Linked DNA regions of Mus musculus: region 1 is linked to region 2. The links are chromatin loops, found by intact Hi-C in ENCODE. Cell type or tissue: heart. All regions are shown on one strand.

Region 1 (8,000 bases), 100 kb before region 2:
GAAGTTTTAAAAGAAATTCATTCTATGCCTCCTATGTGGATTAAGATGTAAGCTCTCAGCTACTGCTCTAGCCCTGTAGCTAACTTCCTGCCAACTGCCATGTTGTCCATGATAGTCATAGACTCTAACACTTAGAAAGGGTGAGCTTTAAATTAAGTTCTTTTATAAATGGTGTTGCTTTACCACAATAGTATAAAAGTAACTAAGACATCCCTTAATTCCTTATACATAACATTCTCTTATGGATCTAGGTGGAAACTTAAGGTCTAGAATGTGGATATATATATATATATATATATATATATATATATATATATAATATCCTTTTGCAGTCCTTAAATTGTAACATGTCTAGCTAATAAAGGGGGGACATTTGCTTTGATAACATGATGAATGCTCTCAAATCAACTTTACAAATTACGAGTTTGGTCTTGTTTGTTTGTTTGTTTTTTCTCACAAACCCTCTTAGCTATAAGACTTTTTATTATCTCTTTTTAAGAAATGGTCTCACTATATAGTCCAGACTGGCCTTGAGAGAACAGATCTTTTGGGTTCAGACTCCATCTTAGAGAATCTGATCTAAGATTGAACTCAAGTTAACAGGACAGTACCTAGCAACAGTTTCTAGATTACTGCCTCTCAACAAGACCTGCATCTAGCACCAGTTTCCAGTTTGCCCCCCCCCAAACAAGACCTGTGTCTAGCACTAGTTTCCAGGTCATTCTCTAACAAATCTGCACCCCCAGGTTACAATCATGCTCCTTGCACTTCACTTCCTAAAAACTACCAATCAGGAGAAAAACAGAAGTTAAGTTTATGGTTTAGCTTCCTGCACCAGCCAATTATGTTAAAGGCCACAATGACCCCTCCATTCAGATGAGTATCAGGCTAGATACCCCCCCCCCTTACTGCCTCTATAAATTATTGCCTAAAACTAGGTTCAGGACTCTACCTTCCTGCTGTGTCAGAGTTGGTGGGTAGCCCAAACTCCAGCTTGAATAAAGAGACCCTAATGCAATTACATTGAAATCAGTTTCTTGGTAGTCTTTGGGAGTTTATGAACATTTCCGGACACAACAGCCTCAGAATTAGGATCTTTCTGTTCCAAGCTAATAAGTACGTTTTAGGATTATAAAATTGGATTATAAATAAGCACCATATCTATGGTTATTTATAATGTTTTTTTCATTGATTTTTTTTGATTACGTAATTTCTTCAATTACATTTCCAATGCTATCCCAAAAGTCTCCCACCCCCTCCCCCTCCACTCCCCTACCCACCCATTCCCATTTTTTGGCCCTGGCTTATAATGTTTTTAAAAGTCTATTTTCTTAGTATCCAACTGCCTTCTAAATACTTAGCCTTATATAGAGATAGATGATAGAATGATAGATAGATAGATGATAGGACATAAATTTAAAAGAGTATGTGTGGAGAAATATGGAAAAAATAGAAGGGAAGGCAGGGAGAAATGGATGTAACCAAAATGCCTTGAACTCATGTATGAAATTATCAGAAAAACATTACTATTATTACTACTACTATTACTATTACTATTACTATTACTATTACTATTACTATTACTATTGCTATTACTATCTGGTTTTTCAAGACAGTGTTTCTCTGTGTCCTGGAGCTCTCTGTGTAGAACAGGCTGGCCTTGAACTCACAAAGATCCATCTGCCTCTGCCTCCCAAGTGATGGTGTTAAAGGCATGTGCCACCACTGCCTGGTGAAAAAAGCATTTTTTAAAAGAAATATAATCTATTTAGTTGACCCAGAGTTTTGGCTAAACATAAAAAAAAAAAAAAAAAAAAGTACAGGTGTCTTTTGTGTATTGATCATGTTTATTTTGGATAGATATAAAATAGTGCTATAGTTTGATTATATAGTGGTTCTATTTTTTATTTTTTTATTTCTTGAACAAAATTCATACCATCTTCAATTATGTATCAATTGTGGCCATATTGATTTATTTTCCTGCCAAGAAGGCAGAAGTGTTCCCTTTTCTGCACATTTTTCCTCCCTAAGCATTTTTGTAGTTTGATTTTGGCCATTCTAAATAGGGTAAGATGAGAGATCTCGATGATTCTGAGGTGCATTTTCCTGATAATAAGTATGTAATATTGAGTATTTGTCACACATTTCTTAATCATTTTATATATTTTTGAGAAATATTTGTTCAGACCATTTGCCCAGTTTTGAGTTGAGTTGCTTCTTTATTACTGATTTTTTTCATGTATTATAAATTTAAGGCTTTAGTGGATAGTTCAGAAGGGTTTTCTTTCATCCTATATGTGACTTCACACAGTTATCACCTTCTCTGTGCTTCGTAATGTGCTATAGTTGAAATACTGTTAAATGGGAGGTATAAATTCTAGTTTCTTGGTGCTGAGAAGATGACTCAATGGTTAAGAGCACTTGTGGATCTTACAGAAATCCTGACTTTGGACCCCAGAAAGCACTCATAACTGGTACCTCATAACCAACTATAGCTCCATCTTGCAGTAGATACAATGCCTCTGACCTCTGTGGGGGCTTGCACACATATCCCCATACACATACAAATGTGTCTAAATAAACACTCTTTTAAAATCCTAGTTTTCCATAGCACAGCATGATGAGTTTTGTCTATAACAATGTATTAAATCTTTTTTTTAAAAGATTTATTTATTTTATGTATGAGTACACTGTGGCTGTCTTCAGACACACTGGAAGAGGGCATCAGATCCCAATACAGATGTTTGTGAATCACCATGTGTTTGCTGGGAATTGAACTCAGGACCTCTGGAAGTGCTCTTAACATCTGAGCAATCTCTCTAGCCCCATCTCTTTTATTTTTGAAGTATGAGATGAACAGTAAAAGACTCATAGAGGAATAATAAATGTTTCTGGAGATGGAAAAGACAAGTTCTGTGATTTAATCATCATAAGCTGAATATGTGGAATGAGCTACCACACTGTACCCTATAAATATATATATAGCTGTCACATATCATATTCTTTTAATTTAAAATCTACTCATTTCTTTCTTATCACCATGAGAAAATTGTTAAGAAAGAACAAGATAGTATTGGTAGAAAATAAAGACAGAAAGGCCACTTCATAGGATGTTGTAATCTTCCAGACATAGAATATTGTACATTCAGGATGTATGTTGAGCAGTGAATTTCTCGTAATAGTAGTAGTGGAAACTACTTCTTCACTAGATTATATTGACCCAGTCAAAATATAATTTTGTGGTTCTATTATTTTGTGAATATTTTGTGATTAAATTATTTTGTGATCTTTTCATAGTATGCATAAAAGTTGAACAAAGGTTAGTTATCATCAATATTGTTAGAAATTTATTAAAATAAAGAGCACTTATTAATATTGAGAGTAATAAGACTTTGCTGTTCTTTTACTAATTAAAAATTTCTGTAGTGTGGAGTAACCAGTAGGTGGGGATATTGACCAATATTTTTCTAAGTTATTACAAACCTTGTTTCTGAATGAGAATGAATATGTGTCCAATATTTATATTGCATAATTTACTTCAAGGGAATTTTTAAAACTTATAGTTTTCTAGAGTTTCTTTTTAAATATGCAGAATGATTCAGCCTAGAATGTGAACACTGGCGCTTAGGAGATGAAACTTCACAGTATATAGTTACTACAGTAGCTGCAATGGTGCGTTCTAAATCAGTATCTCCTTATCACTTCTGGCAAAGTTCTTTGAAAGTAAATTACAACATATGAATGAATGCCCACGTGTCAAAATGTAATGACAGAGAGCCTTAGTAGTTATTCACCTTCTTCCTGATGAGGGCAGAGGGCACTTAGGAGACTGTCATACTTACTGTCTTCACAAAGGTCCCAGGAGATCACTATTATTAGCGTCTGGCAGTTAAAGGAGCTGAGAAATTGAATTGCTTGGCTCAGTTCACCCACCTAGTAAATGATGGAGGAAGAATCTAACCCACCACTGGCTGATCTCATGCTTTATTTTTATTTGCCTAGTAAGATATCCAAATATGTTTGGTGAGTTTTCAAAAGGAAAACTAAAGTAAATATGCATTCACCCATATTTACTCAAAGCACTGAGCATAATAGCTAAGCAAAGAAATCAGCCTTAGTGCCTATAAGCAAATACAGACAAATAAATGGAAAATGTAGTGTATTCCCACAAGTGACTATTTGTTAACGACAAAGGAGAATGAGAATTTTTCATTTTCAACAAAATGTGTAGAGCTGTGGAACTTCATGAGAAATTAAATAGACACAAAAAGACATAATCTGTATATTTTATCACACATGTGGGAACTAACAAAAGTTGATCTGAATGTGAAGAGAAGACACGTATATAAACAGAGGCTTGATCTTATCAGTTCATGGTTTGCATGGTGTTTGCATGTGTTAAAATAGCACATAGACCTTCATTCGTGTGCAATTAATACAAGCTAACAGGATGCATATTCGGCCTAACCCAATTTAAAATGAATGATAGCCAGTGTGTATTTTGCAATTAGAGTTACTTGAGAACACATAGGAGTTAAGCAAAAATAGAAAATCATTTCCAGCAAAACAAATGCAGCACTTACCCATCTTGTCATGTGACCTCAGTCTCATTGTGAAGTTTTGTTAAGATACATGGAAGTTGTCTGTATAATGACACAAGAACAATATTTTTGCTGACTTGCCTAGGAAGTTCTCTCTTCAAACAATAATTTTTGTCTTAAAGAGAAAACAATTTTCCGAGTGCTTTGGAAGAAATTAGATATGATAGTCTGGGATGATTATATAGGTACAGCCTATTGGAAAATATTTTTGTACTTGTGTCTAACAAAATATTTGGATCTACAGTTTATATTTTCAAAAATTCCCTCAACTCTGAAAAAAAATATGTATGCACTTGGTCTTGTAAACTCTCATCTTAGGACTGCCTTTTGTGCCCCATAGATAGCTGTATGTTGTGTTGTAATTTTCATTCAATTCTAAGAGTTTTTTAATTTTCTTTTGTGATTCCTTCCTTGACCCAGTTATGGTTCAATATAACATTTAGCTCCCATGAGTTTTCCTTCCTTCTGTCATTTTTATGGTTGCTATATAGCTTTATTGCATGGTACTCAGATAGAATTCAGGATTAATTTCCACTTTTCTATATATGTTGAGGCTTGTTTTGTGCTCTAATACATGGTTGATTTTTAGAGAATGTTCATTGGGCTGCTGGGAAGAAGGTATAGTCCTTAGAGTATGAATGGAATACTCTGTTGATATCTGTTAGGTGCAGATGATTTATTATGTTATTAAACTCAGATTTCCTCAGTTTAGTTTTTTTCGATATGACCTGTCTATTGTTGGAAGTAGGATATTGAAGTTACCCACTACCATTATGTTGGAGTCAATCTGTGGTTTTAGATCTATAGTATTTCTTTTATAAAATTGGGTGCCCTTGTGTTTTATATATACATGTTTAGTGTTATACTATCCCTGTTGATGAATTTTTCATTAGTTAGTATAAAGTGTTCTTCCTATTTCTTCTCACTAATTTTGTTTTGAAATTTGTTTTGCCAGATTTTAGAATAGCTCTCCCTGTTTGTGTATTAATTGCACTTGCTTGGAATTCCTTTTCCATCCTCTTAATTTGAAGTGGTATCTATCATTGATGGTGAAATATATTTCTTGGAGACAGCACAAAGATGGATCCTGTTGTGATGGTTTGAATAGGTATACTCCCCCATAGACTCAAGTGTTTGAATGCTTGGCCCATATGGAGGAAACTATTAGATCTTGTAGCCTTGTTGGAGTAGGTGTGGCAGTGTTTGAAGAAGTGTATCACTGTGTAGGCAGGTTTTGAGATCTCATACATGCTCAAGCTCATATGTCCAGTATGATATACTTCTTGCTTCCTGCAGAATAAGATGTAGTTCTTGATCTCTCAGCTCCTTCTCCAGTACCATAAACATTGTGTTGGTCAAGGTTTCTCTTCACAGCAATGAAACCCAAACTAAGACATTTGTTTTCGAACGCAACTTAGTCTATCTTTTCATTGGGAGTTGGTGTCATTAATATCAGAGTTATTATTGAATAATGTGTACTAATTCCTGTCATTTTGTTTGTTTTGTAATATTGTTTTCAGAACTTTTTTATTTCCTATCCTGGTGTTGTTCATTTGTTCCCTGTGGCCTCATGGGTGTGTTTATCCTTCTCTTCAATGAATTATTCTTTCTAGTTTTCTCTACAGAGCTGCTTCTAGTTATAGATTCCTTTACCATGTTTGTATCACAGAAAATTTTCACTTCTGGGAATGTGGCCATCAGGGCATCTGTTCCATTTGTGCTGCTCCTGCTTCATCAGGCCAGCCCTGATGGCCACATTCTCAGGATCCACTAGCTACCCCAAGGTGACTCCTTTCTCCTTTCTTCTCTCCCTCTCTTGGTTCAGACCTGAGACCCCAGGCCCAGAACTGAAGTACCTCTCTTCTGCTCAGTTACAGGTTGTCAGCAAATTTTTTTTAATTAGGTATTTTCCTCATTTACACTTTCAATGCTATCCCAAAGGTCCCCCATACCCACCCTGCCCAGTCCCCTACCCACCCACTCCCCCTTTTTGGCCCTGGCCTTTCCCTGTACTGGGGCATATAAAGTTTGCAAGTCCAATGGGCCTCTCTTTGCAGTGGTGGCCCACTAGGCCATCTTTTGATACATATGCAGCTAGAGACAAGAGCTCCGGGGTACTGGTTAGTTCATATTGTTGTTCCACCTATAGGGTTACAGTTCCCTTTAGCTCCTTGGGTAATTTCTCTAGCTCCTCCATTGGGGGCTGTGTGACCCATCCAATAGCTGACTGTGATCATCCACTTCTGTGTTTGCTAGGCCCCATCATAGTCTCACAAGAGAGAGCTATATCTGGGTCCTTTCAGCAAAATCTTGCTAGTGTATGCAGTGGTGTCAGCATTTGGAAGCTGATTATGGGATGGATCCCTGCATATGGCAATCACTAGATGGTCCATCCTTTCGTCACAGCTCCAAATCTTAGAAATGGGAACAAAACACCCACGGAAGGAGTTACAAAGGTTGTCAGCAAATTTAGTAACCAATCAAGAATAACTTCTCGGGGTGGGAGGGAAGCAAGATTTACACAGCAAAAGCTGATGAATTCGCTCATCTTAGGGCAACCAAATCTTGGAATATATTTAGCATTTGAATACACCGTGGCATCAGAAATTCAAGCTTTGTTTTCATGACTTAGACTAACTTCCTTATTTCACTATCTCCTTGTCTTCTTTGAATTGTTTGTCCATAATTATAGTCATTCGATTGAATTCTTTGTAAGTTTGTCTATGTGATTTTTTTTCATTAGAAGTTGTTATTATAGGATCTATATTTGGAGGGAAGAGACATGTTATTTTGGTTTTTCATCTTTTTTTTTATTTGCTTATATGGAGTTCATTTGTTGGTGTAATTTTTCAATTTTTGTTCATGTCCCCTTTCTTCTCCCAGCAGAGGTGTTTACAATGTTAGGAGGGGGCTAATTCATAGCAGAGCTGGGATTTGAATTTCCTCTGTTTGTTTGGTATTCCTATCCTTGGTCTTCTGCTTGGCTGCTACAGCATAATGCCTTCAGGGACTTAGTTAAAAAGCTGGAATCAAGGTTTCCCTGGCAGTGTGGTCTGGCCCTGGGTTTTAAGGTCAGATAGGGGAACTGGATGGCGACTGGCAGGGTTCTGAGTTGGCAGATAGTATAGGGCAGCTGAAGAGCAGGCTGAGATTAGAGGAGTCGCAAAGGAAGAGAGTAGGGCTGTGCGAAAGTGTTGGCCTCTGGAAAGCTGACCCAAATCAAGAAGAAAAATAGATGAACTCTGTGGGTTTTTTTTTCTATTTGCTTTCTATATTTGTGAAAGTCTTGTTTGCATGTACACGTGTGTGCCTGGTGTCCACAAGAGGACATGTTCAGAAGATGTTTTGGGATCCTTTGGAACTGGAGTCACAGAGAGTTGTGAATATCAGGTGAATGCT
Region 2 (8,000 bases):
TACATAGTGCTATCAGTTAATCATCTGCATAGAGTAAACATTTTCTTTTCATGTGTCTAATTTTTGAAAAAAGTACAGTGAACATACAAAATTTAATAACCAGTAAAAACGGGCCGTTTGCAGTTTGGACAATGAATACCACTAGTTGTCACCTATAGCTTTACTTTAAAGACAAAATAATCAGAACAGTGGACCCTAATTATTTTAGGGTTAAAAAAGTGAGACTGTATTTGTGAATCTGTCAGTGGTTTTAAAGTTAATTGTGTGGCAGGGAGCTGTAACTGTTGTTTATCGCGTTGCCTTTTCTTGGTTGTAGGATGAGTACATGGCTGCCAGCATCCAGAAGCTGGAGGAGCAGTTCTGCTATGCAGGAGGATGACACTGACTGCAGTATTTAGTGGAATTGCTATCTACATTAATGGTTACAAGTGTTGAGTACTTTTTACTCTTCTGGTGCCCAATTTTATCATGAACCTTTTAAGATTAAGAAAAAAATGTTTTAATCATTAATTATTTATAGTCTATATTATGTACTTTTCTGTTGCTGTAATAGAATACCATGACCAAGGCATTTTTATGGAAGAGATTATTTTGGCTTGTGCTTCCAGAGAGATGACACCATCATGGCAAGGAGCTGAAAGATTACATGTTAAACCCCAAATATGAAGCAGAGAGAGTGAACTGGAATTGAGGGTTGTCTATGTGCTAGCCTCATAGTCTGCCCCTAGCAAGGTGTAGCTGTAAAGTTACCACCAGGGTTCAGATATTTGACCCTCTTGGAGACATTCTCATTCAAGCCAGTCCCGAAGGCTCAGAGGCCATTATTATAATGGAAACTGTAATTAAAACCCCATTTCAAAAGCCCCAAGAGTCTTCCACAGTCTCAGTAAAACCCTATGAATTCTAAAAGTGAATTAATTTCAACCTACAATGGAACCGGATATACATTTAATGTTCCTTAAAGGAGAAATGGGAACATAGTCAGAAAATGCTGGACCAAGCAAGACTGATAAGGCATTATGTAAATGCCAAATCCCCAGGTCAGCAATTCCCAGCTGTGAATTTTTAGGGCATTGCCTAATATCATCTGAAAACCAATATTTACATTATGATCATGACAGTGGCAAAATTACAGTTATGAAGTAACAACAAAAACAATTTTATAGTTGGGGGTTGGTCACCACAACACAAGGAACTGTATTAAAAGGATTCAGTGTTAGCAAGGTTGAAAAGCAGTGCTCTAGCTTAGTATGTGATATCACAGGGCTTAGATGGCTCCATCCCTTCATCTTTTTGCCTGCAGAATATATCTCTAACATGCTGGCTCCACTCAGTGTAAGCAACTCTCCCTGGCAGATGTCTCACAGCTTTGGCAACTCCAACATCCTGGAGTCTGTCCAGCAACCCAGACTTCACTTCATCTCTCAGGGTCTTCATGCAAAAACTCAGGATTAGGGTTGGCCCTGAGGTCCTTTGGGGTGCATGCTGTGATTTCCCCAAGAACGGATCTGATGTTCTTTCTTGCTTGAGAAAGGGCACATACATAGCAGAAAACATATTTGGTTTTGTCAGAGAAAGTCAGGAAAAGGTCACAATTCTGAGTCACTTAATTACCCCTTTTTGTTGTCTCTTTTACCAGCTCTATCTACCCTTCCTGGGTCTAATCTTTGGAATCGATGAGTAGTTTGTCTTGTGGGTTGGTGAAGATATCTGGAAATTTTAATTTTTAATGTAGTTTTAGCTATGAACTTTGTTTGAAGATTAATCTACTGTGATGGTTTGAATAGGAATGGCCATCATAAGCTCGTGTGTTTGAATGCTTTTCCACAGGGAGTAGTGCTATTAAGAGGTTTGGCCTTATTATGTATGGCCATGTTAGAGGAAGTGTGTCACTGTGGAAGTGGGCTTTGAGGTAGTAATATATAGTCAAGCTATACCCAATATTAGCATTCTGTCTAAACTCCACCCCCCCCCCCAGTTACCTGGCAACAGCCAGGTAGGACTGACCCACTATAAAAGGGACTGCTTGCCCCCTCCTCCCTCTCTTGTTTCTTTCTTGATTTCTAGGGCTCTTATTCCCTTGTTCCCTTGCTCTTCCCTCACCTCCTCCATTCCTTTCCCTCCCCCCTCTCTCTACATGCTCATGGTCAGCCTCTACACACTCTCTCTCTCTCTCTCTCTCTGTCTTTCTGCCTTTCCCTGCCTCTTCTACCCTCCTAACTCCTGACTCCCCTCCCCATGCCCTGAATAAGCTCTATTCTATACTATACCTTCTTGTGGCTGGTCCCTCAGGGGGAAGGGATGTCTTCGCATGGCCCCACTGAGGCATAGACTATCTCCCTTTCTCTTTCTCTTTTTATACAAACACTTTATATGGTGCTGTGACTCGAATAACACCCCGTGTGGACACAGTCTCCTGCTGCTGCTTACAGATCAGGATATAGAACTCTCAGCTCCTTCTCCAGCACCATGTCTGCCTGCATGCTGTCATGCTTCCCACCATGATGATAATGGACTAAACCTCTGAATCTGTAAGCTAGCCCAATGAAATATTTTCCTTATAAAACTTGCCTTGGTCATGGTATCTCTTCACAGCAATAAAACCCTAACTAAGACAACTACTCGGCCACTTATTTGCCTAGTGAGACTGTTCTATTAGTTTCTGTCCCCCCAATTATTTATTTATTTAATTTTATTTTCCTTTTTTATTTGATTCCAAATAACCTCTCTCTAAGTTTTCATTTACCCAATCTAGATTTTTCCTTTGTGTTCATTTTAGCACTTTTCTTTGTTTATTGGGTATTATGTCCCAATTTTTTTCTTAATTTTGAGTCTTCTTATGGTTATTTTTGTGTATGTTTGCCCCCTCAGGAAATTGTTCTCAGTATGTATGTCAGTGTTTATATATATATATATATATATATATATATATATATATATATATATATATATATATATATATATGCAGTCGTTTAGCATTTAAGATCCCTGTTTATACAGCACTACCTGATTGCCTGGTTGTCTTTATCCTGGTTTAGATGATTTCACATTATTTCTCTGGGGCCATGGCTCTTAATGTATGTGCACATTAGCACTCTTCAGTCCTTAGTGTAGCTCCTTGTTATATAGACAAAAGGTAGAGCTGCATTTTCATTACTGTGGCATTGTGCTGTTGTCTCTGGGATGACTGAATCTATTATAGGACAGGTTGGTTGAGTTAAAGTTAAGTAGTAATCAATCAAAATGTTTGCTTTGCTTAATGGGGGGGCGGCATATCACACTGTTTATAATTACACGTTTTGCTGGTAAAGTGTTACTTCAGAGCGGATCCTGGTGTAGCTTTTAGAGTTAGCCTGTAGAAAATGCAAACGTTTCTTCAATGAACCTTGGCAAATTTAATTTCTTAGACTTTGGTCACATATACTCTGAGAATCTAAGATTGTTAAAAAGAAAACCCAAATCATTTCTTTTACAGTCACTAGTTAAGAAACTCCTTAATTCTCTATAGAACCTTACTCGCATGGGAGGAAGTGAAGGAGAAAGAGATTGCGTTAATTACTGTTTTAAGTGTTATTATTTGGTCTGGAGTTTCTTGTATCTTTGGTTCCCTCTGGTGTTCGATTTAGGAAATTGTGGTCCTTTCGGATTCTTTTATTAGTAAGGAGGGGCTGACTGCACAAAGACTCTTGGCTTTTGCGGCTTTGAGCCCTCTCTGCCTTTAGTCTGGGATGTAGCCTGTGGCAGGTGTATTGTTCTTAGGCAGCCTGCAGTGTAAGTAGTTGGGAGAGCTGGTTTGGCTGTCCTGTGCCTTGTTTATAAGGGGGGTGGGGTGGGGGGGGGATATCAGAAATCAGAAAATGTGCACGGGAAGGTTGGCTTGGGGCCGAGATGCCTTTATCAGCCCGTTGTGTCCGTGAGAAAGCTTTGGAAAGTTAGTTGCAGTTTTATCAGTTACTGATCTTCAGTTGTGAACGCTGCTTCTCAGGCAGCCTTTACTTTGGGTCCTTGGTTTTTCTCTCAGGCTCCGCGAACCCAAACTATGTTGTGACATTGGCGCCACCTTGTGTCCCAGCTCAGGGTTGCGTTGTTACCGCTTGTTGCCTAGGTTTACTTGGGGCTTGGGGTGGGAGCCTCTCAGTTAGCTCTCTGTAGACCCCTTAGATTCATTATATGTGTAATTTCCACCCGGACACAGCTTGAGAGTGAAGCCCTAGTTGTTTATACTGGGGGAAGGGGGGCTAGGGGGTGGATTTTCTTTTCAGGTTAGTTCGAGTCTAAGCTGGACATAAGGTGCACCAATTTGTTGCTAAAATTTCCATCCCTAATAGCCTGTATAAATAACACACAGTCCAAATATTTTAATTATAAGTCATATGTTTAGATTGGGCAAATCTAATAGAATACTAAACGTATTTCCCAACTCTAAGACTCCTTGTGGTTTCTCCCGGTCACGTTGTTCTGGTTCATAGTGGCTTTTCATATATTTCTTACACAGCTGTTTTCCAAATGTGCATTCGTCTAGTCTGCTGTAACAGCATAGAGTATGCATCGTTAACAGTGTACTTTCTTGCTAGTAATACATGCATTTTTTGTTAGATATGCTACTATTGATTATGTAGAGTCATAATGGCTTTACACAGGAAAGCTGTCAGAATTTTGTTTTGTTTTTGAGTCAGGGTTTTCTGATTAGCCTTGGCTGTCCTGGAACTCACTTTGTAGACCAGGCTGCCCTCAAACTCACAGAGATCTGCCTACGCTCTGTCTCTGAGTGCTGGGGTTTAAGTCCTGCACTCAGCTTGATTTTTCTTTTTAAAATACTTACATCATTTTGTTGACTTCTGGGTGTTTGGTAAGGGCTAGTATAATATACACTTAAAATATATTTAAGTGGGTCTTTACTTCCTACTCTATCCTTTATCTTAACAGGCAAGCTTCCTCTGATTTGGGACTAAATAGGCTTTCTTTTAATTATTTTCAGTTTGTGTTCTTCTTTCACTTGTCTTTTATGAGAGTTGGATGTACTCAGAATTGGCTGTCATAGTGCATGAAAGATTCAGCCAGAGCCTGAGACAGATAGAAGTGGGTGGGATTTTGTTCAATTGTTCTTGGATCTATCTTCTATGAGTTTTCTATTTTGTCAGAGCATCATTACCAAGAAGTCAAGTTGGCACCAGGGTGAGGGTCTTAAGACATCTGGTAGGGCTATACTCTGACTCTCAGTCTGGAGTCGAAAGTATAATTAGAGTAACACTGTACACAGACATTTGAAAGAATGAATTACTGGTATAATCCAGTTTTGGATATTGTTACTCATAAGCTTTAAGAAGACAAATGAAGTGTTCTTATTAATGTTACTTAGACAAACAAATTTTGTACTTATTAATGCTACTTAAAAAAAAAACATGTAAGTAGCCGGGACGTGAATTTAGTATAGTATTTGTCATTCATCCTGCATTTGTAAGCCTATGACCATATATTTGACCAAGATTGGCTTTGTATATCTGTTGCAACTAAATAAACAATTTTTAGTTAATTGTTCAAGTGTTGTCATTTTTCTTGTAAAAAATTGTACTGATTTAATACTGCATACCTGATTCTTACATCATACCATCTGGAATGTTAATAAGCCAGCTGACTTGTGTTTGAATACAGGACTTCAATCCTATATGTTGTGGTATTGGGTTTAATGTGTTATATAATGGCTCATATAAAAAGCAAATGTAAAACCAGGAGCAGAGACTCAGGGAAAACTTATTGTCCATTTTATGAAAAACATATGTTTTTCACATAGTAAATAAATGGCAACTCCTATGTTTGAGGTGATAGGTTCTAGTTAATCTTTTAGAGAAAGTTACAGAACACCAGTGGATATACATGTGTGTGCTTGTAATTTCAGTACTTGATAAGTGTCAGTATAAGGTCATTTAACTTGCAGGCAATTTAAACCCTATTTTTAAAAAAGATGAAAAACAAGAAAAGAAAGACAATGTTCATGTCTTTAGTTTGGACAAGAATTATCCTTTGTTCAAACAAATATAATGTTGATGGTCTAACTTTCTAATACTTAAGAGGGAAACAGTAACAAAGAGAATTTGTATTTTAAGCTTTCAAGTTAGGTACATTAACTTAAAATTTTTATTCTTTAGAAATTACATAATTAAGAAATTGAGAGAGGAAAATGAAGGGAAAGCAAATGGACTGAGCAGCTGGAATAAACACAGTGCAAATGAAGATTTTAGCATAGCTGTCATGGTGCCTTAAAGACACAGGTTTGCTTTATACCTGTGGGCAACAGTGTTGCTAACAGGCTTTCTTTAGATTCTGCCCAGAAGAAGAGGTCAGAGAAGAATAAGAAAGACATCAGAGACAGCAAAAGGCAACAGTTGCAGCACAGCACCAGAAATGCAGATGCTCTGGGGAATACACACAGAACTAATTCTCTCTCACCATCTTTGCACAGTAACACTAAAATCAATGGAATGCAGCACTCCACTATTCAGGGGCAAACACACTTTTAATTCACACTTAAAAAAAATGAAAACGGGCAGGTCTTCCCTTGTTGTACCTGTCACAGGTAGGTACTAAAATTGTTTTCTTCAAAACAGTTATATTTGATGATTTCTTTCTGATGTTTTCATTGGTATTCTAATTACTGCAAACTTCTCAATATAAAAAGCCTCTGGGAATGTCAGGTTATATAAGTTACAGTAAGTGTTACTGAAAACTTTACTACTATGTTTCATATTAAGCTTAACTATGGCTAACTCAAAATGTCAGGTCACTTCAGTGCTGTGAATACTAGGATTCCAAACTTTCCTTCTTCATGGAGACTTTATAAATGGCTGAAGTTATGAACTGTATAAACATGGCATTTTAGATTCTGTGCCTAATCTCCTGTGAGAATGAAGTTGATTGATAAGGGTAATTGACAATTTCTAGAAGGTTGCTTCAATAATGCACTCTTAAAAATTAAACATTGAAATAGAACTGTTGTAATTACAGTGGTAAAGTTAGTGAGATTGCTTTTATATCTCGGTAGATTGCCTAATTTGTGTGTGTGGCCAATGCTTGTCATCCAAATCCAACAGGAAGCTTTTGTGTGATAGTTGTTACTTAAACTAGATTCCAGTATAGAGCAAGTTTGAAGTTTCAGTTGTTTTTGACAAAGGGTTTGGTATTTTTCTGTTGTTGGCAAAAAGAAAGTTTCAAGATTATGTTATAACTGTGGAAAGGGAGGCATAAAGTTGTGGGTTCTTTCTATATGAGTGTTTGTTGCTCTTATATTATTTGATATATTCCAATATGTTCTTAATCAGTATTTTTGAAATATTTTGGAATAATGCCATAGGTTTTTTATTTCTTGGTCTTTTGTTTTGTTTTGTTTTTTTTTTTTTACTCTTTAAATCTTTTTTTTTTTTTTTACATTCCAGACTTTATCCCCCTCCCAGTTCCCCCTCAAACTATTCCACATCCCACACCTCCTCCACGCCCCCACCCCATCTCCAAGAGGATGCCCCACCCCTAATCCCATCCCACCAGACCTCCCCACTACCTGCTGCCCCAAGTCTTGAGGGTATTTTCTCAAAGTCCAGACCTGGCATTCCTCTGTTTTGTATGTGTTGGGAGCCTCTTATCAGCTGGTGTATGCTGCCTGGTTGATGGTGTTGGCATCAAGACCTCCCAAACCTATGTCATCACATAAGTGACAGTGCGACCAACAACATGCAGACTGGTTGCCAAGGCAACAGGCACCATATTCCCAGCTTCCACTTGGCTCACCTCCCACCTTTACCTGCATTTTCCATGTAAATAAGGAGAATCCCCCTCTCTCCCTCTCTTCTCTTTCTGTTGCCACCTCTCTCTCACCCAATAAAACCTCTTCCAAGTGGAACCATCTTGGCTTAGTGTGCTGTTGAGACTCGACCTGCCATTATAACATATCATTTTGGTGCCGAAAACCTGGAAACTTAGCTGGTAATGCCAACAGCTGCAGTGGGGAC

The links. A loop is a pair of places that touch in the nucleus more often than their neighbours do. Peaks named below come from ENCODE experiments on the same cell type or tissue, not always from the same donor. Only the 100,000 strongest peaks of a DNase experiment are listed, where the experiment ranks them.
Region 1: a loop joins it to region 2, with 3 times the contacts of the local background. A loop is called at or near these places in 16 of 42 quality-filtered maps.

Annotation. Positions count from the first base shown.
Region 1 is chr10:51,652,961-51,660,960 of GRCm38, reverse strand. No RefSeq gene overlaps it. Among named protein-coding and RNA genes, the nearest start is that of Rfx6, 21 kb to the left of the region's middle. In heart, a CTCF peak has its summit at 3,422; no DNase peak of the experiment used is centred here.
Region 2 is chr10:51,549,597-51,557,596 of GRCm38, reverse strand. No RefSeq gene overlaps it. Among named protein-coding and RNA genes, the nearest start is that of Gm46224, 26 kb to the right of the region's middle. In heart, a CTCF peak has its summit at 4,067 (motif pointing left); no DNase peak of the experiment used is centred here; H3K4me3 peaks cover 718 bases; H3K27ac peaks cover 406 bases.